Regions from separate parts of the Homo sapiens genome. Here region 1 is linked to region 2. The links are chromatin contacts, found by Hi-C in ENCODE. All regions are on one chromosome and are shown on one strand. Each heading gives the region's core, a stretch centred on a gene start or an enhancer-like site at or near the end of the contact. The rest is flanking DNA. Distances are from core to core; before and after follow the strand shown. Region 1 holds the start of ULK4 (unc-51 like kinase 4). Region 2 holds the start of RPSA (ribosomal protein SA).

What was found. A loop is a pair of places that touch in the nucleus more often than their neighbours do. Pooled maps may share reads with other maps.
Region 1: a loop to region 2 is called in a map of CD4-positive, alpha-beta T cell, with 9 times the contacts of the local background. The contact joins the promoter of ULK4 here to the promoter of RPSA in region 2. A Hi-C loop is called at or near these places in 3 of 168 maps with a recorded cell type or tissue (CD4-positive, alpha-beta T cell and naive thymus-derived CD4-positive, alpha-beta T cell) and 12 of 50 pooled maps.

The regions. Positions count from the first base shown.
Region 1 is chr3:41,957,725-41,963,561 of GRCh38, forward strand. ULK4 (unc-51 like kinase 4) reads right to left here and starts at 4,379. Exons shown (of 37, transcript NM_017886.4): 1 at 4,292-4,379. RefSeq lists enhancers at 4,349-4,508, 4,659-4,708.
Region 2 is chr3:39,404,505-39,410,596 of GRCh38, forward strand. RPSA (ribosomal protein SA) reads left to right here and starts at 2,216. Exons shown (of 7, transcript NM_002295.6): 1 at 2,216-2,260; 2 at 3,117-3,282; 3 at 4,102-4,220. The coding sequence starts at 3,150. It overlaps SNORA6 (small nucleolar RNA, H/ACA box 6), which reads left to right and starts at 3,887; the gene lies at 3,887-4,035. RefSeq lists enhancers at 1-351, 1,937-2,728, 2,110-2,249, 4,314-5,105 and silencers at 2,420-2,599, 3,995-4,044.

The DNA of each region.
Region 1 (5,837 bases), core at 3,129-5,628, 2.6 Mb after region 2:
AAAATTAAAAATTAAAAAAGCACATTGGGCTGAACTCAGTAGCTCATGCCTGTAATTCCACCACTTTGGGAGGCCAAGGAGGGAGGTTCAATTGACGCCGGGAGTTTGACACCAACCTGGGAAACATGGCAACACATCATCTCTACAAGATATTTAAAAATTTTTAAAAATTAGCCAGCAGTGGTAGCCTGTGCATGTAGTCCCAGCTACTTGGGAGACTGAGGCAGGAGGATAGCTTGAACCCGGGAGGCAGAGGTTGCAGTGAGCCAAGATCTCACCACTGCACTCTAGCCTGGGCAACGAAGTGAGACCCTTTCTCAAAAAAAAAAAAAAAAAACCTTGTACACCTCAAATACATACAATTACTGGTAGATCATACCTCAATATGGGTATATTAAAGAATTAAAAGCAGGGTCTCAGAGATATTTGTACCCCACATATTCACAGCAGCATTATTCACAATAGTTAAAACATGGAAGCAACTTGTGTCCGCTGATACATGGATAAGCAAAATGTAATATATTTTGCTTTTGCAAAAATGAAGTTTTAGAGACTGGTGCACAACAATGTAACTGTTCTTAAGCTCTACTAAACTTGTACCCTTAAAAAGGGTTAAGATGGTAAATTTTATGTGTATTTTACAATTAAAAATTTTTTAAGACTTCAAAAATTAATAACAAAACTGGTGAATATATTGGCAGATGCGGTGGCTCACGCCTGTAATCCCAGCACTTTGGGAGGTCGAGTCGGACGGATCGCCTGAGGTCACAAGTTCAGGACCAGGCTGGCCAACATGGTGAAACCTCATCTCTACTAAAAATACAAAAAAAAAAAAAAATTATCCAGGAATGGTGGCGCGCACCTGTAATCCCAGCTACTCAAGAAGGTGAGGTAGGCGAATGGCTTGAACCCAGAAGGCAGAGGGAGGTTGCAGTGAACTGAGATTGCACCATTGCACTCCAGCCTGGGTGACAAGAGTGAAACTGTCTCAAAAAAAAAAAAATTAAGGAAACTCATTTTACAGATGAAAAAAAAATCCAAGATTGTTCTAGGAGAGGAAAGCTTTTTTCTACAAAATGTTAGCGGGTAAACATTTTAGATTTTACAGACCTTATGGTTTCTGTCACAGCTACTCACCTTTGCTCTTGAACTACAAAAGCAACCAGAGACAATAAGCAAAGGGATGGATATGGCTGAGTTCCATTAAAACTTTTATTTATGGGCAGGGTGCAATGACTCACGTCTATAATCCCAGCAATTTGGGAGGCCAAGGCAGGTAGGTCACCTGAAGTCAGGAGTTCAAGACCAGCCTGGCCAACATGGCGAAACCCCATCTCTACTAAAAATACAAAAATTAGGCCAGGTGCAGTGGCTTACGCCTGTAATCCCAGCACTTTGGGGGGCCGAGGAGGGTGGATCACCTGAGGTCAGGAGATCAAGACCATCCTGGCTAACACAGTGAAACCCCATCTCTACTAAAAATACAAAAAATTAGCCAGGCATGGTGGCACGCGCCTGTAGTCCCACCTACTCGGGAGGCTGAGGCAGAGAATTGCTTGGACCCGGGAGGCGGAGGCTGCAGTGAGCCAAGATCGCGCCACTGCACTCCAGCCTGAGGAACAGAACAAGATTCCATCTCAAAAAAAAAAAAAATTAGCCAGGCATGGTGGCGGGCGCCTGTAATCCCAGCTATTCCGGAGGCTGAAGCAAGAGAATGGCTTGAACCCAGGAGGCACAGGTTGCAGTGAGCCGATTGCGCCACTGCACTCCAGCCTGGGTGACAAGAGACTCCATATCAAAAAAAATAATAATAATTAATTAATTAAAAACAAAAAGGCACTGGTTAGTATCTTTCTTTTAATGACGGTTTCCCTAAGTCCTTTTTACATCCCTCTTCGTTCTAAAACCCATTCATTAAAAAGAACCAATCCTGGCCTAGCACAGTGCCTCATGTCTGTAATCCCAACGCTTTCGGAGGTGGAGGCAGGATTGTCTGAAGCCAAGAGTTCAAGACCAGCCTGGGCAACATGGTGAGATCCCGACTCTACACAAATAAAATAGCCTGGCATGGTGGTGCATGCCTGTAGTCCCAGCTATATGGTATGTATTATAACCAAAATAAGATTAAACTGACAGTATGTTAAGATGGGAAGTTACTAAGCCAGAAAAAATATAATCAGAAACCTTAAGTGTTCACAAATTGTCTACATTAGGATATCTCAGGATAAGATGATAAAATAAGTTTTCATACAGTATGTATAACTGATTTCTTGAAAATAAGGTTTTAGGCTACAAGGGAAAAAATTAAGTAAAATCTTGATTTTTTTTTTTTTTAAAGGAGGCTAGGTCTTGAACCCCTGGGCTCAAGCAATCCTCCTGCCTCAGCCTCCCAAAATTCTGGAATTACAGGTGCAAGCCACCATCCAGCCCATCTTGAAATTTTGAATTTGATTTAGGCCAAATTCATTTCCTTAATCTTTAGTCACATCTGACCATCAAGTCACATGTGGACAATTTCAGTCTGAAATTAACAAAACACATTAGTTATAAATCTGCTTAGATAGGGTGGTTTGTTACTTTCAAGCATTTCTCCTCTCTAAGGCTGTTTCCTTAGAGTAAAATAAGAATTGGATCAAATGATTTTCTTTTTTTTTTTTGGACAGGGTCTCACTCAGTGGCCCAGGCTGGTGTGCAGGGGCAAGATCTAGGCTCACTGCAACCTCCACCTCCAGGGTTCAAACGATTCTCGTGCCTCAGCCTCCAGAGTAGCCACCTCAGCCTCTGGCACACCACCACACCCAGTTAATTTTTTGTGTTTTTGGTAGATATGGAGTTTCACTATGTTGCCCAGGCTGGTCTAGAACTCCTGGCCTCAAGTGATCCGCCTGCCTCGGCCTTCCAAAGTGCTAGGATTACAGGTGTGAGCCACCGCGCCTGGCACTAAGTTATCTTTCAATAACTTATTAATAGTTGAAATTCCATGACTTTAAGATTCTTTGACTCAGTCCAAACACGTTCCCCATTACAGACTTCCTAATATTCATTTTTAAAGCTGTAACCTCTTAATTATAAAATAAAACACAAGTACAGAAAACTCCACAGAATACATAGTTTAATGAATTACTAAAGAGGGACACCCTTCTAATCACCACCCAAAGTCAGGAAATAGGACTTTGCCAGCCACACAAGCAGCCCCTCTGTGAGCCTGTCTCAATCACCACCCCTCCTGATCCCCAAAAGTTAACCACCCCCTGACTTTCGTAGTCATCACTTCCTTAGGTTTCTTCATGGTTTTCTCACTCGAGTGTGCTTTCCCAGAAACCACAGTTTAGTCTCTTAACCTATAGTGCTCCTAAGGAAGTCTCTCTTAATTCACAAGTTCACCTAAGAAGCATCTAAGAAGCCAGAAGGCAGAGCAAATCACATACAGGTGCAAATGAGGCATTTAAGAGTCGGGGGCAGGTCCTACATTCAAGGAACGCTGAGAGCGAACAGGTGATAAGAGCGCACAGGTGCCCACTTTCAGCACAATCATGACTCCCGCACCAGAAGCATGAGCATCACCTGGGACTTAATACAAAAGAAAAAGTTATCGGCCCTGCCCCAAATTTACGGAATCATACACTACGGCGGTAGGGCCTGGCCTTCTGTGTTACTACACGCCCTGGGGTGACTGGGATGCGCTCAAGTCTGCGAAATGCCAGCCAAATCAACCCCGAGATGTAACCGATGGCGCGCGCCACACTAAGCACTCCATAGGTGCTCCTCCTCGCCGCACTTCACAGACTCAATTATCACAGACTCAGGGGCGCTACGTAGTCACTCACCCCCCCCCCCCCCCCCCCCGCTCCCCAGGCAACTCGCGGCGGGCGAATCGGCGGCTTTCGCGGCCTCGCTACGTCCGTAGGCATCAGTCCGCGAGACCGGCTGGGAGCCTAGGAAGCGCTGCAGGGCGGTGAAGACGCGGTCCGCTCTGGGAAGTTAAGAGATGGCGTCCATAAAGCACATCTCCCAAGCCGAAACACACAAGCACTCTCTCTCCCCGCTGCACCCAGGTCCTAGAAGAGGCGTCCCGTGTGCCCTTAACTAACGCCCGGATAAAAACGGGCGGCTTTTTTAACACGAGCGCAAAGCAGGGGAGCGCAGGGGGTACGGGGTCCACTGGCAGAAGGAGAGAGGGCGGCCAGGCGCCACCACCCACCCGCCCCGGCAGGCCTGCGCGCTCTTCCGCGACCGCTTAGGCAGACACGAACTCAGACTCGTAGCTACTAAAACCGCCACTGCCACGCACCTGGTAGCTAAGTCAAGAAAAGAGTCCAGTCCACTTGGCTGCTCCCGCGGTTGCGCGCATCTCGGCCTCTGCCTCAGGACAGGTCCACAGGCCCAAGAATGGGGGAGAAAGCAGTGAAGCAAAGCGGAACGCGCGGAAGAAGCCGACCAGCCTTACGGAGGCGACGCCCCTCCAGGTTTGGATTCGTCCATACGGTTTCCACGGCAGCACACAGAACGCCGGAAGAAGCTCAGGAAGCCGACTGGCTGTGCAGTTTCCGTTCCTGTTGGCTGGGGCCCGGAAGTGAGAGACCACGAGGGCCCCTCCCTCCACCCAAAGGGCATCACGCCCTGCCTTTGGACGAGCCCACAGGCCAGAGACTGGGGCGGGAAGTGCTGGAGTAACAGTCATAGTGGTCGGCCCACCATCCCTCTATGTTTGGATTTGCTCATTCCATCTCCATGGCAGCACGCAGAACGCTGGAAAAACGCAAAGCGCTGATTGGTTAAGAGTCTCAGTTCCTATTGGCCAGAGTCCGAAGTGGGAGCCCGTGAGGGACTACTCTTCAATCTTAAGTGGGTGCTGAGGCTAGAGTGTGGAGAACTGAGACCTCGTCATTTCTTCTCTTCCCGTTCCCACTGTCCTTCTGTTTCCTTCCATTCTTTTCTTTCTGGCTTCTTCTGGGAGCTCAGGTAGACATGGTGGCATAGTCTGGATAACCAACGCCTCAGAAGCAGGGGCCCCGGGGTCCTCACCATTTAGAAAAGAGAAGGCTGTGAATTACCTTCCTTTTTGGAGATGGAGGAAACAGATGAGACACTCTGATCTCAAGTTGATTGTGTAAACTAAAAATAAAAGTTCCAAGCCCCCCTACCAACTGAGTGGATCCCTCCTCTGGGCCAAAGGCACGCCAAAGTTAACCTGAAGAACTAGCTCAGGCAATGATGGGAAGATGGGGTGGGACAGGCCTCATTATACCCTCCTCCCGTTGGAATACAGGCACAGCTGACCAGCGTTAACATTAAACAGAGACCTTAAGACTGACAAAACAGACTTTTTTGCAGCAATAAGATACCAACATGGCAGCAGGCCCCAAAAGACATTGAAGTATTTTATCCTGATATATATATACACACACATAGACAAACACACACACACATATACTCTTATGTATACATATATACTCATATACGTATATATATATATATTTTTTTTGAGACAGTCTCGCTGCATCACACAGACTAGAGGGCAGTGGCGCAATCTCGGCTCACTGCAACCTCCACCTCCTGGGTTCAAGTGATTCTCCTGCCTCAGCCTCCCAAGTAGCTGGGATTACAGGCGTGTGCCACCACACCAGCTAATTTTTGTATTTTTAGTAGAGACAGGGTTTCACTGTGTTGGCCAAGCTCATCTTGAACTCCTGACCTCAGGTGATCCACCCGCCTTGGCCTCCCAAAGTGCTGGGATTACAGGTGTGAGCCACCGTGCCTGGCCAAATATATTTATTTGACATATTTTGAAATGGCCTTGCAGAGCTATCTCTTCTGGGGGGAATCTACATTCTGTA
Region 2 (6,092 bases), core at 966-3,465:
AGATAACCTGAGGTCAGGAGTTCAAGTCCAGCCTGACCAACATGGAGCAACCCCATTTCTACTAAAAATACAAAATTAGCCGGGTGTGGTGGCGCATGCCTATAATCCCAGCTACTCGAGAGGCTGAGGCAGGAGAATTGCTTGAACCCGAGAGGTGGAGGTTTCGTTGAGCCGAGATTGAGCCACTGCACTCCAGCCTGGGCAACAAGAGCAAAACTCCGTCTCAAAAAAAAAAAGTGTATGTTTCTTCTCCTGTTAATTTGTCTATTGTCAGTTCATTTTAGCAGTGAACACTCAGAGGGTGGAGGGGAAGCCCCTACAAGAGCTTTAAAAGCTACTGATGCTTGGGTCTCACTCAGAGATTCTGATATATTCAGCCCAGGTGTAAGATTTTAAAAGCTGCCCAGGTGATCCTAATGCCAAGGCTGAGGCCCCTGGAGGAACCCTGCAGAGCTGCACTCACTACTCAGCAATCCCAATCCACACGTGAAGGGTTAAGCAGGAGTACATTTGGGTGCAGGGGGCAGGGCATTGTTTTGGGACTCAGGGGCCTCTGAGGAGGCTTGTGGCCTGAGTTTCTGCCAACAAACTGAATGCCTCCTCTTCCCATAACAAAGCGTAGAAGCGGGAGGCATTTGCATTTGCCGCAAGGGGCTGTGACTTCTCTGAATTTGTCCCTCAAGCCCCAGGTGCTTCAGCCTTGGTGGGTGATGAAGCAGAGCAGCCTGGGGGTGACCTGTGCTAGGGTCCAAGGGTTTCCAAGCTCCTCAGAAAATCATACTGGCTTCAGTGGAGCTGCAGAGCCACTTGCAGGAGAACCTGGATGTGCTGTCCTTTGGAAGAGTGGCCATAAGGGTCTACGAGTTCATTTTAGGGTGGGCTCAGAAATCAGATTGACTCAGCAGGCCCCAGAGAGGAACCTGCACTTTTTTTTTTTTTGACGGAGTCTTACTCTGTCGCCCAGGCTGGAGTGCAAGTGGCGCAATCTCCACTCACTACAACCTCTGCCTCCTGGGTTCAAGCAATTCTCCCGCCTCAGCCTCCCCAGTAGCTGGGATTACAGGCATGCCTGGCTAATTTTTGAATTTTTAGTAGATACCGGGTTTCGCCATGTTGGCCAGGCTGGTCTCTTGAACTCCTGGCCTCAAGGGATCCGCCCGCGTCAGCCTCCGAAAGTGCTGGGATTACAGCCACCGCGCCCCTTCAATTAACTCCTATTTTTTTGTTTGTTTTTTGGAGACAGAATTTCGCTCTATTGCCCAGGCTGGAGTGCAGCGGTGCAATCACATTCACTGCAGACTTGACCTCTAGGCTCAAGCTATCCTCCTGCCTCAGCCTCCTGAGTAGCTGAGACTACAGGGACGCACCATCATGATTGGTTAATTTTTGTATTTTTTGTGGAGATGGGGGTCTCCCCATGTTTCCCAGGCTAGTCTTGAACTTCTGAGCTCAGGCAATCCACCCACCTCGGCCTCCCAAAGTGCTGGGATTACAGGCACAAGCCACCGCGCCCGGCAAACTTATCTCCTACTGATGGATATTGCAAAATTTTTCTTCTACCAAAAAAAAAAAAAAAAAAAAGATAGATATAATCCATACCATCTGTTCAATCTTGTCCTTTTTAACTTTTTCAGGGAAACTTCCCCCAGGTGATAGATGGATAGATACATGAGATAGACATAACGCATACGATCAGTTCAATCTTATCTTTTTTAACTTTTTCAGAGAAAACTTCCCTTAAGTGAACATTTAAATCTGAATTACGTCCTGTTAAACTGTTCTCCAGGAAAATAAAATAAAATAAATCTTCAAGTTTTTGTTTACCTAACAATTTGTTGTGTCGAACAAACCTTCCTACTTTTCAGGTAACAAAATGGCAGCTTAGGCTAGAAAGCCGCTCATATTCGCAGGTACAAGGGCTGGGTAAGAACGCCCCGCCTGGCTGACTAACTTGAGTTCCGCGCTCTGGACAGGAATTATGCACAGGGCGTCGCTGTGGCACTAGAAACCCCAAAGTCACAAGCGCCCCAGATCCGACCAGGATGCCGCTACCGGCTACAGCCCAGAGGCCCGCTCCTGCGGCGCAAGCCCGCCTTCCTGAAGAAAAAGCCCAGTCCCGGCAGCGTTCTTCTCCGGCTCCGCCCTTCTTCCGCTCGACTTTCTTTGCCATTGGCTGACAACGGAGTACATAAGGACGTCATTTCCTGCCGCCTGTCTTTTCCGTGCTACCTGCAGAGGGGTCCATACGGCGTTGTTCTGGGTGAGTTCCGTGTAGCGTCCCTGGCGCCTTCCAGGGCTAGAAAAATGAGCTTTTCCTGCTCAAATGAAGGGTGAGAAGACTAGTGATGAAAGCCGGTCAGACTGGATCTGTCTCCCGCCCGGCGCGCCCCACCTTAGGCCTGCGGCCCGCACGTGGCCAGGCTCGGGCTGGCGGGTTCCCAGAGTGCCCCGGGAGCGGGTGGAGGCCGCCCTCCAGCGGAGGCTCCGAGCTGGGGTTCGGACCAGGCCGCGGGTGGGCGGGAGTGCAGAAAGCGGGCTAACATCCTGTGTTGCTATCCCTTCGGAGTCCCACACGGCGGTGAGTCTAGGCCCAGGCGCTGATTTACACCAGCTACTTGGGCTGGTCGGGTTTTCCCTTCGCGCCGTGCGGGTCAGGAGTTAAGGTTCTCGGGTTTTTAGACAAACAAGTGGTGACAGCACAGCGAAGTAATTCCAAAGCATCCGCCTACAATCTGCTTGAAAATGTCTGAAAACAATTCATGCCTTTTTTGCCTTTAGTTTGCATATTCCAAACATGGCTGCTCTTTTGTATCTAGTTGTTAACTTGGCGCATCCACAACTTTTCCTTAATTCCTATCTTGAGAAGTGTTGAATTTCCATTCGCTAATTTCGTGTAGTTTTATTACTCGGTTACTCTGCCGTCCACACTATTTCCTCAGTAAGATGTGCGCTGTTCCGTAATACACGACATGTATGGGTTAACTTTCTGTTTACCCTTCACTACACTGTAAGCTCAATGCCTGACACTATAGCAGATGGAGTTTTTGGTTGCTTTTAAGGGTGTGCCCTACTTAACTCAATGGAATGAAAAGAAATAGGTTGCTCTCTTATTTCAGATTCCCGTCGTAACTTAAAGGGAAATTTTCACAATGTCCGGAGCCCTTGATGTCCTGCAAATGAAGGAGGAGGATGTCCTTAAGTTCCTTGCAGCAGGAACCCACTTAGGTGGCACCAATCTTGACTTCCAGATGGAACAGTACATCTATAAAAGGAAAAGTGATGGTTAGTCATTGCTTTAATTTTTTGTTACTCCAGCTGTAAGTACAAATTTTGAGCTTGCTATTCTCGTGGTTAGTTCTGGGTAATTTCTTTCTATCTTCCTTAAATGAAGCCAGACCCCTACGTTGAAAACATACTTTAAATAAATGTTCTTGTTATTGAGAGAAAAGATTTCTGCTCCAGGGGAGGAATATGTCAGTTGTCTGAGTTACGGGACTTGGGTTGGGTCATGAACATGAGAAAGTTCATTGGCTGAGTTTCTAATAGCTCGCATAGTGCCTTCAACTTCATAGGTACTTACACAGGCTATTGAACTGAATTTTGAGTGGAAAGTGGGGTAAGAGGTGGGAATGAACAATATGGTTTGGAAGAACCAGAGGATGGAAGGCATTAAGTTGGCTAAGGCACTTACTTATTTTAGAGATAAAGCTACCAAGGACTTGGGAGTGACATGCTGTAAAGGAGTTTTAGGATGAATCTTGCATCAGTGCAGATTATAAAAGGGAAAGAGTGGCAGAAAGCCAGGAAGTGGATTATTAAGAACCAATGATGGAATAAGTACAGGGAAAGAGAAAGGAAAGATGGATTTAGCCAACTGAATCTAGGCTGCACACTATTAAAGCTCAGGGTGGAGGCCAGTCTTGGCTCATGAACTTCTGAGTGTCGGAAGTGTGCTATATCAATGGCAGGATTTTCGCTAACACCAGTAGAGCTTGCCTCTATGACTGGAGTTTGGTAGTACTCGCTGCCACATAGAGTAAACTTGAGAAGAATGTTTGCACAGCCAGGTCAAGTGTTACAAATCCTTCTGCCCTCACTTAGGCATCTATATCATAAATCTCAAGAGGACCTGGGAGAAGCTTCTGCTGGCAGCTCGTGCAATTGTTGCCATTGAAAACCCTGCTGATGTCAGTGTTATATCCTCCAGGAATACTGGCCAGGTTTGTGGAACAGTGGTTAGTTTTTATATTATAGAAATAAAGCTTACAGACATTGTGAGACATAGAAAGACATAAGAAAACAGAAATAACTCAGGCCGGGCGCGGTGGCTACGCCTGTAATCCCAGCACTTTGGGAGGTGGAGTCCGGCGTATTACGAGGTCAGGAGATCCACACCACGGTGAAGCCCCATCTCTACTAAAAATACAAAAAATTAGTTGGGCGTGGGGGCGGGTGCCTGTAGTCCCAGCTACTCAGGAGGCCAAAGTGGAGAATGGCGTGAACCCGGTGGGCGGAGCTTGCAGTGAGCTGAGATGCGCCACTGTACTCCAGCCTGGGTGACAGAGCCGAGACTCTGTCTCAAAAAAAAAAAAAAAGAAAATAGAAAACTCAAACTCCACTGTTAAGAGATCTTAAGTTGGACTGAGCCATAGAAATCGCCCTTATGACCTATGACCTTCCTTTTTTTTTTTTTTTTTTTTTTTCCTTCAAGACAGTCTCTCGCTCTGTTGCCTGTTGTCCATCCTGGACTGCAGTGGTGTGATATCGGCTCATTGCAGCCTTTGCCTCCTAAGCTCAAGGGATTCTCCTGCCTCATCCTCCCGAGTAGCTGGAATTACAGGCATGTGCCACCATGCCTGACTGATTTTTGTATTTTTAGTAGAGACATGGTTTTACCATTTGGCCAGGCTGGTCTTAAACGCCTGATCTCAAGTGATCCTCCCACCTCGGCCTCCCAAAGTGTTGGGATTACAGGCGTAAGCCACTGCGCCCAGCCTGTAAGACCTTTTCAACATACATGCTGGGCATCTGGCAGTATGTTGAACTTTATAATTTCATTTTGTGTAGACTTGTGCCACTAAATATCTAGAAATTCTATTAAAGTGGCTTATCACATTTTCCCATAGTCAAAGTTTTTACCTTAAAACAATGAAATACTGGGACAGAAATTTTTTAAGAATCTTAGCCAGTCATGACGGCATGCACCCATAGTTCCCGTTAATTGGGAGTCTGAGCCAGGAGATCCCTCAAGTCCAGGAGCTGGGGGCTGCAGTAAGTTATGATTTTGCCACTGCACTCCAAGCCTGGGGCACAGAGTGAGATCCTGTTTCTTAAAAAAGCCAGTCATGGGTGGCTCATGCTTTTGTAATATGGGGTACTTTGTGAGGCTGAGGCTGGTGGCTTGCTTGAGCCCAGAAGTTCGAGACCAGGGTGGGCAACGTGGCAAAACTCCGTCTCTACCAAAATTAACAAAAACGAGCTGGGTGTGGTGTTGGCGTGCCTGTAGTCTCAGCTGAGGCTAAGGTGGGAAGATTGCTAGAACACAGGAGGTTGAGGCAGCAGGGAGCCAAGACTGTCCACTGCATCCCAGCCTGAGTGACAGAGTGAGGCCTTGTCTCAAAGAGAACCTCTGCCAACTTGAATGAAAAATACCTTAATTTGTATTTTTAAGAAATGACTAGTTAGTAAAACTTGAATCTTTTTTGCCACAGCTCTATTTTAATAATTTTTCTGTTGAGAAAACTAGTAGATTTCTTGAATTCTAAGAGTTCTAACAGGGATTTTATTCATCTTAACTATTTTGACAGATTTAAAAATTATGTAGTAAGACTTTATTTCAATGTTGACAGGACGGGTTCCCATGTGTGTTTTTGCAGAGGGTTATTCCTGAAACTGACTTGTTACTAGGACCACATAGTTTGGTACACAGTAGAAAAAAGGCAGTTAGTTATTGCTGTAGAATGAACTGAGTGACAGTTCTTGCTTGCTTGAGAAAAATATACTGAGCATCTAGATTGGGCCAGGTAGTGTTGCTAGGTGCTCGGGATATATAGTAGAAAAACAAGCCTGTCTTTTTTAATGTATGCAGGAAA